2 separate regions of the Homo sapiens genome follow, and region 2 is linked to region 1. The links are chromatin contacts, found by Hi-C in ENCODE. All regions are on one chromosome and are shown on one strand. The core of a region is the stretch at or near the end of the contact, and the rest is flanking DNA. Distances in the headings are between cores, read along the strand shown. Region 1 holds the start of ENOX2 (ecto-NOX disulfide-thiol exchanger 2). Region 2 holds the start of HTATSF1 (HIV-1 Tat specific factor 1).

Evidence for each region. Hi-C counts contacts between places; a loop is a spot of excess contacts on that map. Pooled maps may share reads with other maps.
Region 2: a map of CD8-positive, alpha-beta T cell shows a loop between it and region 1 (9-fold over the local background). The contact joins the promoter of HTATSF1 here to the promoter of ENOX2 in region 1. A Hi-C loop is called at or near these places in 1 of 168 maps with a recorded cell type or tissue (CD8-positive, alpha-beta T cell), 2 of 37 single-sample maps with no recorded cell type and 9 of 50 pooled maps.

The regions. Positions count from the first base shown.
Region 1 is chrX:130,901,811-130,904,665 of GRCh38, forward strand. It overlaps ENOX2 (ecto-NOX disulfide-thiol exchanger 2), which reads right to left and starts at 1,399. Exons shown (of 15, transcript NM_006375.4): 1 at 1,239-1,399. RefSeq lists enhancers at 765-1,284, 1,145-1,414, 1,285-1,804, 1,425-1,614.
Region 2 is chrX:136,496,280-136,499,335 of GRCh38, forward strand. HTATSF1 (HIV-1 Tat specific factor 1) reads left to right here and starts at 1,313. Exons shown (of 9, transcript NM_014500.5): 1 at 1,313-1,591. The coding sequence starts at 1,406. RefSeq lists a silencer at 654-1,323.

The sequences.
Region 1 (2,855 bases), core at 149-2,648:
GTATGTTTCAAAGTATCATGTTATTATGACCCCAAGCTTCTCCACCCTATTTATTTCCCAGTATATTTGTGCTGATATCTTTTATTCCAATCAGGCAAGCCCACCTGTCTCACAGTGCTCCCTCTTCTGTTTACCCTTCTCAAAGTCCAATCTCAGTAGCAGGAAGCATTTTCTCCCTCCTCTTTGACAACTTCAAATCCCCTGTACTCTGCTGGAGCCCAGATTAAAATTCACCTCCTTCACAAAGCCTGAAAGCCGGATGAGGGCTTCAGCACTTCCCGGGTTAGGCTTGAACTTCCATAGATGAACTCACCACCCCCATCAGTATGCTCTTCCACTGACCCCTCTTAGCGTTTTTTGCACACGTTTGTAATAATACAATGATTAATATGGTCTGTTTCACACGGTCTACTTTATTCTGTAGAATAAAGGTGTGCCCCCTAAATGTTTGTCAACATTAGTGCTATCAGTCTTTGCTGGAAACCCCTAAAGCGCTGGATTTTTATAACCAGTCTAACTTGCCTTTTACTCTCACCAGAACCCTGCACTGAACCTTAAACACACATTTCTCAAAAGCAAGATTCCTTCCCTCTTTTGCTTCCCATCCCTTCTAGAAATTGAGGGGAAACTCTCCCCACTTCAAAGACCTGGTGGGGGAAGTGGCAGGTGGCTGAGGGGCCAGTAAAGAGATGGCGATCAATTAAGGAGGCAAAAAGAGAAAGTTTGAAAAAAAAAAGTCACGCCCTGAGCGTGGCAAGGAATTCCCATGCCCCAAAGAAAATGGGGAGTGTAGCGCAGGGAGGGTTATGTGCCCAAACCTGAAATACAAATTGAGGGAAAAGAGGAAAGAGATCACCCAATTCCTGCGGTAAGAATTAGAGTCCAGTCACCGCCTAGGCAAAACCCTGGACGCAAACCCCAACTTCGGACCTCTGAGGAGGCACAGAGCCAGGGGGAGGGGGGCGGCGTCGTGGGAAAAAAAAAAAGGGGCGGGCGAGTTGGACCAAAAAAAAAAAAAAAAAAGAGCAAAGACAGCGCGCTCCCGGGCTCAAGAGAACTGGCGCCTAGAGCTCAAAAGCCCACCCCCGACTCCCAGTCCCGATACCCCCTCCCCTGCAGAGGTGGAGCTGGGTGGAGTTAGGCGCTGAGGACCGCGGCCCCGGAAGCACCCTCCTCCCTAGGCCCCCTCAGTCCCACAGTCCCCAGCCACGGCCACCGGGGCTTTCTGCCTCTCTGACCTCCAGCTCCCCGGCTACCGAAGCGCTAGTCCTTATACAGCCGCGGAAAATCGGGCCGGCGCGGCAGTTCCTGGGCTCGTAGTGCCCTCGCGGCGCCCCACGCCGCGCCACTCTCTTCCGAAATGCCCGCCTCGCGCTTCCAGGCCTAGACCCGGCACTCTGGCCCAAGGCTGGACTCTCACACACAGGGTGCCCACTGCGGCGTCTCCTATTGGCTACTGGTCACCGGGGAAGCCGGAGGCCCGAGCCCATGGCTTCATGGGAAATGTAGTTTGAGGTCGCTGGAGGCTGTTCTTCCTGGGGGTAACTCGTGTTGACATTGGCAGACAGACACAAGTGAGGACCGAGAATTATGGGAGATGGAGTTGCGGGACACTTATTTCTCTATACGCACAATTCTTCCCCTCCCCTTCCGATTGTCCCCAGCGTTCAGACGGGGAAGGGTATTCTGGGTATTGTAGTTTGGGTGCACTGTCTAGAGAATCTCTCTTGGGGTTATGGGTTTGTGCTTGTGGGGACAGACGAAGGCTCTAGATTTATTTTCATGTCGGTTAAGCTCTTAGCATTTTGCGGGAAGCACTTTCTATCGTGATTTGAAATTGTTATTGAGTTTTAAGTGTTTTTCAAAAGATGATGTTTATTCTTTGGTAAGCTTAGAATTTTAATTGAGAGTTATAGTCCTTTAAAATTGTTAAAGTGTGTTCCTTGTGAACCACCTGCATTAAAATCACTTGAAAGGTATGGAAGAATGTATATATTTTTTTCTAATTGGAAATTATAGTTCCCCCTGGAAACAGTGTCATAAATAGGCATAGAAATGTGATCTACACCAGCCCAGAAGAAGCCTATTTAATCCATAATGAAGCTATGTTGTTGCCATGAAAAACAGTGGCCACATAAACTGCTATAAATAACAATTTAGAACAGATAGACAATACAACTTAAGTACAAACGAGTAACTATATGTGTCTTTAAGAAACTTAACCTTTTGAGTAAAAATATGTTACAAGAGCTGGATAAAGACATAGGTGGGGAATGCCAAGCACTTCCAAGTGACTTAAAGGTTGAGGAAAATGGTTGTTTATTAGGGCTAATTTCACTCCCAACTTTTGACCTTTTTTTTTCTCTGTTAGAGATGAATCCTTGTAGCCTTGTTACAGTTGAATTACTACAACTTCTTGATGAGGACAACTTTTCGACTCACGAGTAAAATGAAGGGAAAGACAGGGGAATTGCATTTTGCTGAGGTAATTGCCCAATATTTTAAAAAGATAAGTGAAGGAGGAAGACGATTTAATAAATTCAACCATTTATTCAGCATAGTGCTTTGTGCAAAGCTCTGGGCTAGGCACTGTTGCCACAGAATTGGAAAAATAGTCCCTACCCTCAAGTAGCTCAAAATCCAGGTGAGGGGAGTTGTAGTAGAGGAGAATCTGGGGGGAGGAATAGATGAGTATACAATGTGCAAAATGCTGTAAAGAAGTCTACATAGGGTTCTATAGGAACATAGAGGAGGAAGAACTTGTTCTACTTCTGGAGAACTGGTTGAAGAACCAGTAAAATATTTGTCAGATTTGGGGCAGGGAGGTCAACCATATTCTATACAAAGCATATGCA
Region 2 (3,056 bases), core at 63-2,562, 5.6 Mb after region 1:
TCTTAATTCTGTCTCCCCTGAGCTGTGCCTGTCTTGTCAACTCCTGGGTCGCCAGAGCCTCACGCAGTGCCCTGCACTTAGTAGGGGCTCAATAAATACCTGCCCAACTTAAAAATATGGACCTTTTCCTTTTCAGCAATGAGTGTAATTCCTGAAAACAAAGTTCTGTTTAGAACAAAAAGTATGCTGTGTCTTTCTAAAAGAATGACAAAGAAGCGGAGTTTCCCGGCCAATAAAGCTGGTGTTTACACTGGGATGTTTACATTTATGCTTAAGTTTCAAGTTCGAAGCTCGAGCGCCACTGAAATCTGCAGTACAAGAGGCAGGCAACTGCTGCCCTTTCCATCCTTCCCACGGAGTCGAACTCCAGCCAGAGGAAGGTATGAGACCGATAAAGGAGAAGGCTGACACCAGAAAAAGAAAGTTGGCCCTTCTACCCCTCATTCGTTCATTCATTCGCTCATTCCGCATTAGACACCAGAGCCGGTGCCAGGAGTTTAGGCTACCAAGATGAACAAGATCCGGTGTCTATCCCCGGGTGTCGTAAAGAAACAAGTAAAAGACGCGGTTCCTGAGCGGGGGAGGGGCCTTTGGGCGAAGGAGGCGCGTCGTTTTCTCGAAGCCAGAGAAATTTGTCCTGTCCGCCCCACCCACTCCCCTAAGATGGCGCCCTCGCGAAACCCGCCCGGCCACCCCCGCGAGGGAATATTCCCACGCCTTCCTTCCGTTTCCCTCCCGGGCCGGCCGATCCGCCGGGGACCCCGCGGAGCTCAAGGCCCTTGAGGCGCCGCGGGATCCCAGTGGCCCTCGCCCCGCCCCAAACCCGACCCCGGTGGGCGTCGACGCGCAGCAGCAGCGGGTCCCCCCAACCCCGGCGCCCCGCCTCCCCGGGCCTCGCGCCGCATGCCGGCGTCGGCGCTTTTTGACGCCATAGTGGGCGTGTCGGCGCGACCCGCGACGTCGCCACGCGCCGACAATGGCGGCTGCGTCGGCCTGAGCAGGGCTTAGTTTAGAAGTAATTTCCTGACGTTGCCGAGGGAGCCGCAGTCGCCTCAGATCCGGTCGGCGGCGGCGGCGGTGGCGGCGGCGGCAGCGCGCCTGCGCGCTCCCGCAGCGCCCTGGACCTAGCGGCGGTGCCGAGGCCCGGCGGAGCAAGCCAGGTGGGCGGCGGCGCGGCCGAGCTCACAGCATCAGCGCGCGCGCGCGGTGGGCGGGCAGAGAGGGGGGCGGTGCAGCCGCCGAGCGGCCGCGATTTCCCGGGGACTGCTGGGGCGCAGCGGGGAGGCGGGCCGGGGGGCGGCGGGGCGCGAGCAGAGCGCGGTTGACCTCCCTTTCTCTGCTCAGCTCCAGCGTCATTTCGGCCTCTTAGTTCTTCTGAACCCTGCTCCTGAGCTAGGTAGGAAACATGAGCGGCACCAACTTGGATGGGAACGATGAGTTTGATGAGCAGTTGCGAATGCAAGAATTGTACGGAGACGGCAAGGATGGTGACACCCAGACCGATGCCGGCGGAGAACCCGATTCTCTCGGGCAGCAGCCGACGGACACTCCCTACGAGTGGGACCTGGACAAAAAGGCTTGGTTCCCCAAGGTAGGAGAGTGCCACGGGCGCCACTGCAGAGCGGGCCGCCTGGCCAGCCTCGCGGGGCACTCCTTTTACGTTTGCTTTGCTGAGATCCTTGGTCCTTGGTCCTAGCCCCCTTGAATAGCGACGCTTCTTTTTGTTGTGTTTGTTGGGGCACCGATGTGTAAAAGAACGTAAATCTTTAGGGTAGTGTCTTAAATGTAATTTTTAAGTCTTTTCTATGCTTTATTAATCTTGTCTGTGAAGGTCACAGTTGATTATTACATGACTGCTTTTTATTGCAAAGAGGAAAAATACCAAGAACAAATTTAGTAGCTGTCCATTTCTGGTAGCCAACCCCACTTGTCCTAGGAACTCAGATGTTTAGCTTATGTACTATGTGCAAAATGCAGTTTCTTGATTTCTTTTTTAAAGTAGCTGTTTATATAGCTTTACTAATTGAACTTTCTTTGCACCTTGCTTTACTTTCCTAGTAAATTTTGTCCCTAGGCATATATGTTTGAACCATATAACCACAGGAATAAGACTGGAGATACACAGAATACAGATGGAAAATCTGTGTATGTTTGTTTGGAATACTTGGAAATTGCTAAGTATTTTTATTTCAGCTTCGAAGTAAAATAACTAATGTTAAACTTGATTCTGTAAACTTTGTGGTAAAAGTGCCCTTTTAATCTGGCTCTCATGAGCAGGAAAGGGCACACTAATAGCACACAAATTGACTTGCAAGTCAATGATACAAAACCTGTCTCCACTGCGCGACTGGACTGCTATTGTAAAAATTCTTTTGCAACTTTTCTTTCCCATTCTGTATTTGTATATATATTCCAATCCCTCCAGATTGTTAAAATTTACGATTTCACTTCTGTGTTGGTAGTGCTAGTTTGAGTGCAGATTTGGTTTCTTCAGCATTCTGAATACTTTTAACAAAGGTGTGATAATGGATTAATGTGTGACTTTATCCTTTTATGTTGTTGAAGCCCATACCTCTTCAAACTTTGGGTTTTACATTTTCCCCATTCCATGCCTGCCTAATATTGATTGGTATGATGATATAACTATATTTCTTTCGTTTTGCAATAACGCTTTTCCCCCAAAGGGGAGGAAGATAGATATGAGTTGGATTTGTCTTTAATTTGTTCTGATACTAAAATATAACGTCATTTAATTTGTGATAAAGTTAAAATGAGCATTTAGTTTTACAATTGTTAACCCCATTCTTTATATACCAAATCAGAGTTCTGTTCTGTGTGCTCTCTGCATACAGATATTTAAGTACTTATTGTACATGTATATTGGTGCATCTGTACAGTAAGAGAAAATTGGATTCTGTGGTTAGATTATTCATTGACTGTTGGTTTTTATTGTTTTATTATCTGGTTCTTCCTTTGTTGTATGTATTTGTAGCCTTAGTCAAGTAGTGTAGAGAGGTAGTAATTAATAAATGAAACAACTAGAAAAGGTGCCAGCA